Linked DNA regions of Homo sapiens: regions 1 and 3 are each linked to region 2. The links are chromatin contacts, found by Hi-C or POLR2A ChIA-PET in ENCODE. All regions are on one chromosome and are shown on one strand. The core of a region is the stretch at or near the end of the contact, and the rest is flanking DNA. Distances in the headings are between cores, read along the strand shown. Region 1 holds the start of SLC71A2 (solute carrier family 71 member 2). Region 2 holds the start of AOPEP (aminopeptidase O (putative)). Region 3 overlaps AOPEP (aminopeptidase O (putative)).

Region 1 (3,375 bases), core at 624-3,123, 350 kb before region 2:
CGAGAACAGCCTGGCCAACATGGTGAACTTGTCTCTACTAAACATACAGAAGATAGCCAGGTCGTGGCATGCACCTGTAATCCCAGCTACTCGAGAGTCTGAGGCAGGAGAATTGCTTGAACCCAGGAGGCACAGGTTGCAGTGAGCCGAGATCGAGCCACTGATCTAGGCTGGGCGACAAAAGCGAAATTTCGTCTCAAAAAAAAAAAAAAAAAAAGAAAAAAGACCAGGCCGGCTCGGTGAGCCGAGGGGGGCGGATCACTTGAAGTCAGTAGTTCAAGACCAGCCCAGCCAACATGGTGAAACCCCGTCTCTACTAAAAATACAAAAATTAGCCGGGCATGGTGACGCGCACCTGTAATCCCAGCTACTCGGCAGGCTCAGGCAGGAGAGTCGCTTGAATGCGGGAGGTAGAGGTTGCAGTGAACCTAGATCACGCCACTGATCTAGGCTGGGTGACTGTAGCCTGGGTGACAGAGCAAGACTCTGTCTCAAATAAATAAATAAATAAATAAAAGTAAAGACTTCTGCAAAGTGTGTGTGTGTGTGTTTGGGGGTAGTGGGTGGGAAGCGAAAAAGAGGCTTTTTTTTTTTTTTTTTTTGGAGACGAAGTCTCACTCTTGTCACCCAGGGTGGAGTGCAGTGCACCATCTCGGCTCACTGCAACCTCCGCCTCCTGGGTTCAAGCGATTCTCTTCCCTCAGCCTCCCAAGTAGCTGGGATTACAGGCATCCGCCACCATGCCCGGCTAACTTCTGTATTTTTAGTAGAGACGGGGTTTCACCATGTTGGCCAGGCTGGTCTGGAACTCTTGACCTCAGGCGATCCGCCCACCTCTGCCTGCCAAAGTCCTGGGATTACAGGCGTGAGCCACCACGCCCAACCTGAAAAAATTCTTAAATGAAATGACTTTAATTCAATTAAAATTACTAATCCTGTTAATAGAAATAATTTTATTCTTTTTTCTATTGATGTTTGTAAAAAGATTTTTTTTTTTTTTTTGTGAGACAGAGCCTCACTCTGTCGCCCAGGATGGAGTGCAGTGACGCTATCTCGGCTCACTGCAACCTCCGGCTCCCAGGTTCAAGCTATTCTCCTGCCTCAGCCTCCCGAGTAGCTTGGATTACAGGCGTGCGCCACCAAGCCCGGCTAATTTTTTTGGTGTTTTTTGTTTTTGTTTTTGTTTTTTAGTAGAGACAGGGTTTCACCGCGTTGGCCAGGCTGGTCTCTAACTCCTGACCTCAGGTGAACCAGCCGCCTCGGCCTCCCAAAGTGCTGGGATTATAGGTGTGGGCCACCGCTCCAGGCCTGTAGGCTTTTTTATATTTCAGTATTAGGTGCATATCTTTCAAAATAAATAAACATAAGCCAGGCTTTTCCAACTGCGTCCTACACATTCTACAAGATATTAATCATGTGTCAAGAATAAAAAGTGTTGTGTTCAAGTACGTTTGGGAAACATTGCTAGTATATTATTTTCTTCTTAGAGAACCATAGAAAAACTTGAGAGGTTGGCGGGTTGGCGCAAACCAAGACCAAAACTGAACTGCAATCACTACCAAACCCCCACGAGTTTGCCCCTCCCCGCTTGCTAGCCTCAGTCCAGATTCTCCGGAAAAAGAAATCAGTCGTACGGGCTCTCGAAATGACGTACTTCCCGCGCGCCGCGAAGTCCTGATGCCAAGGGGCCAGTCGCGAGGTAAAGGAGGGGTCTCTGAAGTGGGCGTGGCGTCGCTGGAGGCTACTCAGGCGCGGGACTCGTTCTCGAGGCGGGAGCTGAGGTGCGGGGCGGGGCCTCCTGCCCGGCGCCGGCCTGTGGGGAGGCGGGGCGGGGCACAGTCTCTTAACCGTGCAGCCCGCCCCTGACGCCGCCGGTAACTGCGAGAGTCGGGGTCGGTGCGGTTTGATAAGTGGTCGGTTCCTGGAGCTGCGGTCTTCTGCTAGCCTGATCCGCAGCTTCAGCCTCCGCCGCCTCCTCAGCCCTCGGCGCCGCCGCTGGCGCCGCCGCCTGACCCGCAGGCCGCCGCGGGCCGCAGAGCCCATGAGGGCGCGGGCACCGCCGCCGCCTCCGCGGCGTCGCCGTCGTCCCGGAGCGCCCCGGGCTGGCGCGGGCATGGCCGCGGCATGAGCGTGGAGCCGCCGCCGGAGCTGGAGGAGAAGGCGGCGTCGGAGCCCGAGGCGGGAGCCATGCCGGAGAAGCGCGCGGGCGCGCAGGCCGCGGGGAGCACCTGGGTGAGCGCGGGCGCGGGGCCCGGCTGCCTGAATCCCGGGGAGGCTGGGTGGGGTCGCACCCAGGGCCCGCGAGCCCGCCGCTCCGGGCAGGGGCTTCGGCTCTTGGAAAGTCGGTCCTTTTCTGGGGGGGGAGGCGAATTCATCACGAATACAGGTTTTTCCTAGTGACTGCTCATCGCAGACAAAACTTTACAGGATTTGGTTATTGTTTCAAAAGGCGCTAGACATGGGACAGTGAATATAAGTAGTAATTTGGTTATTTCGGAGTTCTCCGTCCCTGTAACAGTTGATAACAGTTTTCCTGGCGCAGTTTCTCTCCAAGTCTACATGGAAAACAGGTAGGGAGCATTTGAATCAGACCGTCGACGGGGAAGTTGGCGGCAGATGCCGGGCAGCGCCTTGCTGCTCCTTCCGTGTTCTCCCGGCGTCGGAGGGGCGGTCCTAGCGATGGGGAGCAGAGTTTCCAGGGGCGTTGCTGGGGACCAGCCGAGGAGCAAGTTAGGCTGGCCTCTTTCTCCAGTTTTACTTTTGCTTGAGGTCGAGATGGCTTCTGACAATGATACAGAAGCAATTGAGCCCTGACTTAACTGGCCTGGTTTCGGCAGAACAGGCCTTGTCTGTGTCAGTGGTTTCATATGGTGCAATATTAAGCCTAGAGGGTTTGTCGTTTCTTCAAGGCCTAAGTTTAAAAAGGATTTTTTTTTTTTGGTCTTAGGACCTGAAATATAGAGAATGTTACAGTGAATAGAAACTGACACAATGGGAAAGTTTTTCCAAAGAAAAGTAGAAATTTTATGGAAATTAAATACATGTTTTTGGCTTTAGATTTTTAGCTTACATATCTGATTTTGTGTTTAGTTGAAGAATGCTAAGTGTTTACATGAACGTATTTGGGGATGTAAATCCCTATTAGTAGGTTGGGAGGGCAGCTGAAGCAGAAGGAGCAGTAGGTAGAACGGATCCGGCAGAGCTGGTTTTTAGTCCTGGTTTTGCCTGAACAGTGCGCACTCTGGACAGGGTATTGAAACAGCCTTGCCCCTCAGTGCCTCCTCTGTAAAATGAGGACTTAGTTGAAGTCCCCTCCCAGCCCAAGTGACTCCCTATTTTGAAAAGCATTTCAAAGTTAAGATCTCTGTAATATGA
Region 2 (3,503 bases), core at 196-2,695:
GCAAAAGCAACTCTTCTCTTTGCATCCTTTTAAATTGTTTCTCAAAAGTTTCATGTATACACAGCAGCTAGCAGGGTGATGTTATAAAACTAGATCCTGTCACTTACGTGTTGATAACTCTTCACTAGTTTCCCCTTACACTTCGAATAAACTCGTATTCCTCACAGGAACCCAGAGAGTCTGTGCATGATGGGGACTCTCCTTGCCTTCTTGATCTCATCCTCTGTTCTTCCCATGACCTACTTTCTCACTTTCTCCAAGGCACCACATTCTGCCCCTTCCCTATTGCTTGCTCACATGTAGATTCTTCTCTTGGCTGTTCTTTCCTTAGCTCTCCACAGAGTTGGCTGCTTCTCAGTTTACTGAACCTCTTCAGAGGGCACTTTCTTGACATCTCAAATCAAAAGGTCACCTGTCTTCCTTTAATTTCTCAGCAACTTATTTTCCTTCTACTTTTTTTTTTTTTTTTGAGATGGAGTCTCGCTGTCGCCCAGGTTGGAGTGCAGTGGCGCGATCTCGGCTCACTGCAGGCTCCGCCCCCCGGGGTTCCCGCCATTCTCCTGCCTCAGCCTCCCGAGTAGCTGGGACTACAGGCGCCCACCACCTCGCCCGGCTAATTTTTTGTATTTTTAGTAGAGACGGGGTTTCACCGTGTTAGCCAGGATGGTCTCGATCTCCTGACTTTGTGATCCGCCTGCCTCGGCCTCCCAAAGTGCTGGGATTACAAGCGTGAGCCACCGCGCCCGGCCTTTCCTTCTACATTTAATGTTTGCTTTCTCAACTAGAAAGTAATCCCCATGAGGGAAGGCACAGCGTCTGTCTTGTTCCTGGTTGTTTCCCCAGCTTTTGTTAAGGGTGCTTGCCTGGCACACAGGAGGACCTTAAATTGTGGTGGAATTAATATGTGAACAATAGTCACATGCAGCAGAGGTGAGACTAGGCTAAGGAATAAAATTGCACATCTGTATTTCAGTAACTTTTTTTAAATTTTATTTGAAACAGGGTCTTGCTCTGTGGCTCAGGGTGGAGTGTAGTGGCACGTTCATAGCTCATTGCAGCCTCGAACTCCTGGACCTAAGCAATCCTCCTGCCTCAGCCTCCATAGTAGCTGGACCACAGGTGCACGCCACCACACTCGGCTAATTTTTTAATTTTTTTGTAGAGACGGGGCCTCCCCAGGTTGCCCAGGCTGGTGATTTTTTTCTTAAGCTTCATAAAGATTTTGCAATTAGGAATACTAGGGTACCAGGGCAACTCTACAAGCCCTAGCCAGCCAAGCTGCTCGCGCCCTCCTATGACCGCGGCAGCTCCGCGCCTGCGCAGATCTCCCCCGGGCGGTCTCGCCCTCTCATCCTAAGGGGGCGGGCCTAGCGGAAGGCGGGTCAGGCAGAATGCGGCCCCGGGCGCGTGTGGATGACGTCACCCGGCGCGTGCCGGGGTAGCCCGTAGTAACCCCGAGTCTGCGGAAGTGGTGACCCGTGGGACGCGGCTGAGACAGGTAACCTGTTCGCTCCCTGTTGGGTCCCTGCCTTCCTCTCCTCCGGCGTCGGGATGGCGGCGGGGACAGCATCATTCCGTTCTGAAGGCGACGGGGAACCCTCCCTTACCCTCACTTTTGCTCGACCAGCGAGGACCCGCATCCCCTCCTCAGTTCTCCCAGACTCCTGGGGCTGAAACCCATCCTGGGGACTGGGCGGAGCGGTCACATCTTACCACCTCAGCTGTAGAGGTGGCCACGGGCTCTGGCTGTCTTCTCCCCGGCGGCACAGACCTTTCTCAGCCTCTGGGTGCCTCCTCCTTCGTCTCTTGCCTCCAGGCCCTCGGTCACCTGCCGGTCTCGGCTTCTAGCCCCACAGGGCTCATCTCCAGTCTTAAGTAGGCAGAACAGTTTCGATTCGATTCATTTCCACTTGCAGTGAAACCCATCCGCCTCTTCTTCCCCCGGAGGATCTTTACTGAGAGCACCACATTTTGAGTTTTGGGGTCCCTATAGAACATTCATACTGTTAGTCTGGAGTTTTGTTCATGAACGCATGCATGGGCGGGGAGGGGGTGGCACAGTAATGTGATTATGATTATCTATTGTGATAATAAAATATCCACTTAGGATCCAATCCACTGTTGAGATGCATGGAACAGTTAATAGCATTGCATAAAATGCCCCTTGTACCTGATTTCTTTTTGGTTTTCGTGCAATGATGACAATTACCCTTGCAAAGGTAGCCCTCAAAATAAGTAACATAACCCGCTAGGGATGTTTAGATCGCAAAAAAACAACAATAAGGTTCATATGGTTGATAAAGAAATAATATGGGTTATTACAAAACCAGACAGAATAGATGCTGAGTATATGGGACGAGAAGCAGAATTCTGAAATCCTTGATCTCATTGATTGTTTGGTTTTGTATTTTTAAAATACTTTTAGTCTGTTCCATTTTTGAATAGTGTATATTGTGCTTCGTATAAGTCTGGGAAGCCTTCCAATGACTTGCTAATTGGGAAGATTAGATTCTTCCAATATTTGGGGGACAAAGTAGAATAAGGTTAGGGTATAATAATAGTTGCTTACTGTTGGCCCATCTGCTTTATCCCAGGTACTGTGTTCAACACTTTGCATATGTTTTCTCCTTACTTCATACAACCACCTCGTGAGTTAGGAATTATTACCCCCAATTTATAGAGAAGGAAATTGAGTTTCGGTTATATGAAATTGACTTGCTAAAAATTCACAGTTAACTAAATGGCAAAATCAAGATTTAAATTCAGGTCTGAATATAACTTCAAAGCCTGCACTTTTCTTAAAGGACTCTACTAATGCTCAAATTTTAGGCTTTTTACAATAGTTGCACACAATTTTATGAGTTTGTTCACCTACACAAATGATTTAACACTTTTTAATATCTTTAATACTGTGTTAAGTTCCCATATTCCTGGAGTTAAAACACCTGGAAAGCTTAATTTGTGATCCTTCCTGCGTGCGCGCATGCACACACACACACACACACACACACACACACACCATCCTTATTTTTAAGAATGAGATAAATGGCAAACAAGATTGTGCAGTAAAACCCTGCTGTTTGGAGTCCTCAGGGAATGGGTAATTTTACAGTTGAGAGCTTAATACTTCTTTAGAAATGAAAATTTTATTGACTCTTTGAGATGGAAATTTTAAAAATGTACTACACAATTTCTTGCCTTCTTAAACACTCAGGATGCCGAGTAGATTTTTGACCTCACTGTGCCCGGTCGAGGACAGTTCTTCTAAGGAATTTGGCTGTGAGGAGATAAAGAAGAGTTAGAGGGAGATGTGGACTTAAGGGAGGGTTTTGTTCATTTGTGGGTTTTTCCTGTAAGAAGAGACTGGAACATTCACATTTGTGAGGTGGAAAGGGCTTGGAAACAGGAAGATGCTGAGGTCAAGGATTTAGAGGGCTGGATGATTGATGAAGCAAGGTCCCAGAGGCCACCAAAAGACGATCTCCAGAGCAGAGGCCACCTTC
Region 3 (3,580 bases), core at 859-3,358, 300 kb after region 2:
TAGTCACAGAAGAAATGGGTCCAGTGTTTGTCCCAGCTATGAGTAATGGGTTATGCATGATTTAAAAAGGCTTCTCAGAAAGGCCTTGCTTATGTAGTCAAGGATCAATATTTTTGAAAAGAAGTTTTTATAGGTAAGCCATAACATTACTTGATAATCAGACATCATTTTCAAGTAGTTAAAAGGGTCATTGGATAAAGCTCAGTGGACCGACACTGGCTTCCTAATTGCTAAGGGCTGAAACTCCACATGCCCTGTAAATTATGAGCATGCTTGAATTTTTTATGGGAAAAGAAATTATGGTTTTATGTCGGATAATTTTCATGTCAAATGTTAGATCAGCCAGCCGGCTCTATCATCCAGGCAGGTTGTTGTTTTTCCCCACCTGATCCCTGCTTTTCCTTGAGAAGTTTATTTTAAATGGAGAGTCAGGAATGAGAGAGAACGTAGGATAGGAATGAATCATGAGAAAAATGCCACCAGTTGTTTTCCATAGTCCGTGTCCTTGTTGGAATATCCTTACCTTTGTCAACAGAGAGTAGCAGTTCATCCACAAGCTCGTGAGCAGCCACTGGCAGCACTGCCTCCATGAGGCCTCGGGAGCATTCTCATTGTTTTCTCCAGGCTGTGCTGTTCTTCCCCTCAGCCTTGAGAGTGACCAGGGATCTCCTAGGCCTAGGGAAACGCCACCTGGTCATTGGCCAGAGCCGTTTCTAGATATGGTATCTGACCCCTGTGTGAGTACCGACTGCCCAAGAGCTGGCAGTAGTTTTGTACTCTGAGCCTGAGCGTGTGGCCCCACGTTCCATGAGGCCTTTGGCCGGTTTGTTTGCCAGAGTGTCTCTGAGAGGAGGGAGAATGTTGGTATGGAGAATAATTTTATTGCTTTCTTCTCAAAATAAAGGAAATACTCAAGGGAATGGTGGGAGGGGAGGGGATAAATATAGCGTTTCCGATTTCCTGCTTCCTCTACTCTTCCACAGCATTTCACTTTTCATACGGTTAGATTTTCATCCTATCGACTTCAGCTAAAAATAATTCCAACCATTTCTATCAGATTGGCCCTCTTATCATACTTGTTATTATTTTGCTTTCCTATTCAAAACCTTTTTTTCCCCTTAGGCCAATGAACTGTTTTACTTTATTAGCTTCATATTTATTTATTTGTTATTGATGGATAATAGGTATACATAGTTTTAGGGTACATGTGATTTAGTACCATCATATAATTTATAAAAATCAAATCATTATATTTGGGATCTCAATCAACTTAAATATTTGTCTTTTCTTTATGCTAGAACCATTCTCAATAGCTTTTCTACAGGGAATAAAAGATGGTCTACAGTGCTCACCTGCTGCACCTGGTGCATGTGTCATGGTCTTATGGCTGGGGCAGTCTTGGTGTCCTGGCTTTTGGATGGTCAGAAATTCTGGCTTGTCCTTGTTCTTCCTTCTCCCGTGATCCATTTTCCCAGCAGAGGCCATTACATATGCTGGTGTCCCCCTACTCCTTCCAGCCTTCTGTTAACAGATACTGTCAGCCCACAGCCACTGCAGACGTGGCCCATTGCTACTTCCTTGTCCACAGCAACAGTGCTGGATACGGCTCAGTGCCTTGTCAGACAGACAAGAGTTGTTGATGAGTCTGCAAAGCAGAGCTGGTAGGTTAGCTGCCAGAGCTGACCCCACTGAGCAAAGCAGTGAGTTTAGTAGGTACTTGGCAAAAGTTAATTCATCAGGAGTTGGGAGAAAAGGTGCAAGAAAGGTCGTCTTAGATTATTGGGCATGGGCTGCCTGCTTACCACATTGGTATTTTCGTTTTGTATAATTATTAAGTTGATAGTGATTTTAACAAATAAAACATAACTTTGAAGTTTGGGAGGTAAGTGACTTGTGTAAGGTTTTAGGTTACATGAGCTAAAGATAAGAATTTCTGTAGTGTCATTTCCTAATTGTTCAGAGTGCCCATTATGCTTAGCCTAGGTGTCTTGCTTGGGTTAGCCCATTCTAAAAGTCGTGTGTTCCTAGGGCAGTGGTCATGATCATCACTGGACTCTGCCAGTTCCCAGGCCCCAGCACTGCCTCCGCCGGCAGCAAGCAGTAATAAGTAAGCTCCGAGTGGTTAAGCCTAATAGGGCTGTGACCCAGTTTGAACTCCGTAATGAGGAAAGAGCAGATTTATTTGCTCCCCTGCATGCGTCCCTCCCCCGTGTTCCTTTATTATCTTTAGAGGAAATTGAATAGCAAAATTCTGCATTCTCATAATGCTAATGGACTGATGTCATCTTTTCCACTCTGAAGTCAAGAAAGTAAGAGAAAACCGGAATATAGATTTAACACTTCATAGCTACCCAGGGCTTCAGCACAGGTTCTTTCTGTGTATATATATGTTTTTAACAACTTTAAGGCGTAATTTACGTGCCATAAACAATTCACTGATTTTAAGTAAGTTAGCTAAGTTGTGCAACCATCACCACAATCTAGTTTTAAAACATTTCCATCATCCCAGAGAAACCCCTGGCATCCATCACTAATCACTGCCTATTTCCCCCTCTCCTCATCCCTAGGCAACCTGTAAATCTACTTCTTGTTTCTGTAGATTTGCAGTTTCTGGACATTTCATATCAGTGGAATCATATAATACATGGTCTTACGTGTTTGTTTTCTTTCACTTAGCATAACGTATTGAGGTGCATGCATGTCGCAGTGTGTATCGCTGTGTTCCCTTTATTCCTGGACAGTATTCCATTTTATGGTTACACCACATTTTATCTGTCTGTTCACCAGTTGATGCACATTTGGGTTATTTCCAGTTTAGGGCTGTAGTAATGCTGCAGTAAGTACAGATGAGTTGTTAAATGAACATATGCTTTTACCTCTCTCCGATAGATGACCTAGGAGTCACGTAAGTTGAGTAAATTTATATGAGCAGTTGAGTAAATGGAGTGATTTAAGAAGCCTAGATTGTTTTCCAAAGTGGCTATACCACATTACCTTCCCACCAGTGATGAACAAGGGTCCCAGTTTCTCCACATCTTTGCCATGAGCTATAAGGAATATAACCTTAACTGTTGACTTGTTTTATATTCTTAGGTACAGAAGAAAGCTAGGAACTATTTTAAGGTATTTACAGTTTTTCAAGCATTGTTAACACATGTTAATTAAAACTGTAGGGTGGGAGTGGTGGCTCACGCTTGTAATCCCAGTACTTTGGGAGCTGAGGCGGGTGGATCGCTTGAACCTAGGAGTTCGAGACCAGCCTGGGCAACATGGCGAAACCCCATCTCTATAAAAAAATACAAAAGTTAGCTGGATACGGTGGCATGCACCTGTGGTTCCAGCTACTTGGGAGGCTGAGGTGGGAGGATCGCTTGAGCCCAGGAGTTCAAGGCTGCAGTGAGCTGTGACCACACCACTATACCCCAGTGTGGGTGACAGAGCCAGAGTGAGACCCTGTCTCAAAAAATAATAAAATAAAATAGAATAATAAAATAAATAAACTTGTAGTCTTTGATGCCTATCCTCCCTACTCTCTAGGTTCTACCACCAGTCATGCATGCAACAGTTAAACACATTCCAT

What was found. Hi-C counts contacts between places; a loop is a spot of excess contacts on that map. ChIA-PET counts read pairs that join two places held with the same protein, here RNA polymerase II (POLR2A). Pooled maps may share reads with other maps.
Region 1: a loop to region 2 is called in a map of gastrocnemius medialis, with 10 times the contacts of the local background. The contact joins the promoter of SLC71A2 here to the promoter of AOPEP in region 2. A Hi-C loop is called at or near these places in 3 of 168 maps with a recorded cell type or tissue (CD4-positive, alpha-beta T cell, CD8-positive, alpha-beta T cell and gastrocnemius medialis), 5 of 37 single-sample maps with no recorded cell type and 9 of 50 pooled maps.
Region 3: a loop to region 2 is called in a pooled map, with 3 times the contacts of the local background. The contact joins the enhancer-like site here to the promoter of AOPEP in region 2. A Hi-C loop is called at or near these places in 1 of 168 maps with a recorded cell type or tissue (MCF 10A) and 3 of 50 pooled maps. POLR2A ChIA-PET finds 5 or more read pairs at or near these places in 2 of 52 experiments (A549 and HEK293).

The regions. Positions count from the first base shown.
Region 1 is chr9:94,372,696-94,376,070 of GRCh38, forward strand. SLC71A2 (solute carrier family 71 member 2) reads left to right here and starts at 1,874. Exons shown (of 12, transcript NM_032558.3): 1 at 1,874-2,232. The coding sequence starts at 2,125. RefSeq lists enhancers at 1,642-2,143, 2,144-2,643 and a silencer at 1,693-2,092.
Region 2 is chr9:94,725,254-94,728,756 of GRCh38, forward strand. It overlaps AOPEP (aminopeptidase O (putative)), which reads left to right and starts at 1,446. Exons shown (of 17, transcript NM_001193329.3): 1 at 1,446-1,498. RefSeq lists enhancers at 1,058-1,227, 1,173-1,715, 1,238-1,717.
Region 3 is chr9:95,023,808-95,027,387 of GRCh38, forward strand. The region is part of intron 13 of AOPEP (aminopeptidase O (putative)); the gene reads left to right. Among named protein-coding and RNA genes, the nearest start is that of MIR6081, 40 kb to the right of the region's middle. RefSeq lists an enhancer at 1-671. Within about 2 kb of position 2,109, at least 26 of the 41 ENCODE cell types and tissues checked have a DNase peak (open chromatin) inside an H3K27ac peak, as active enhancers do.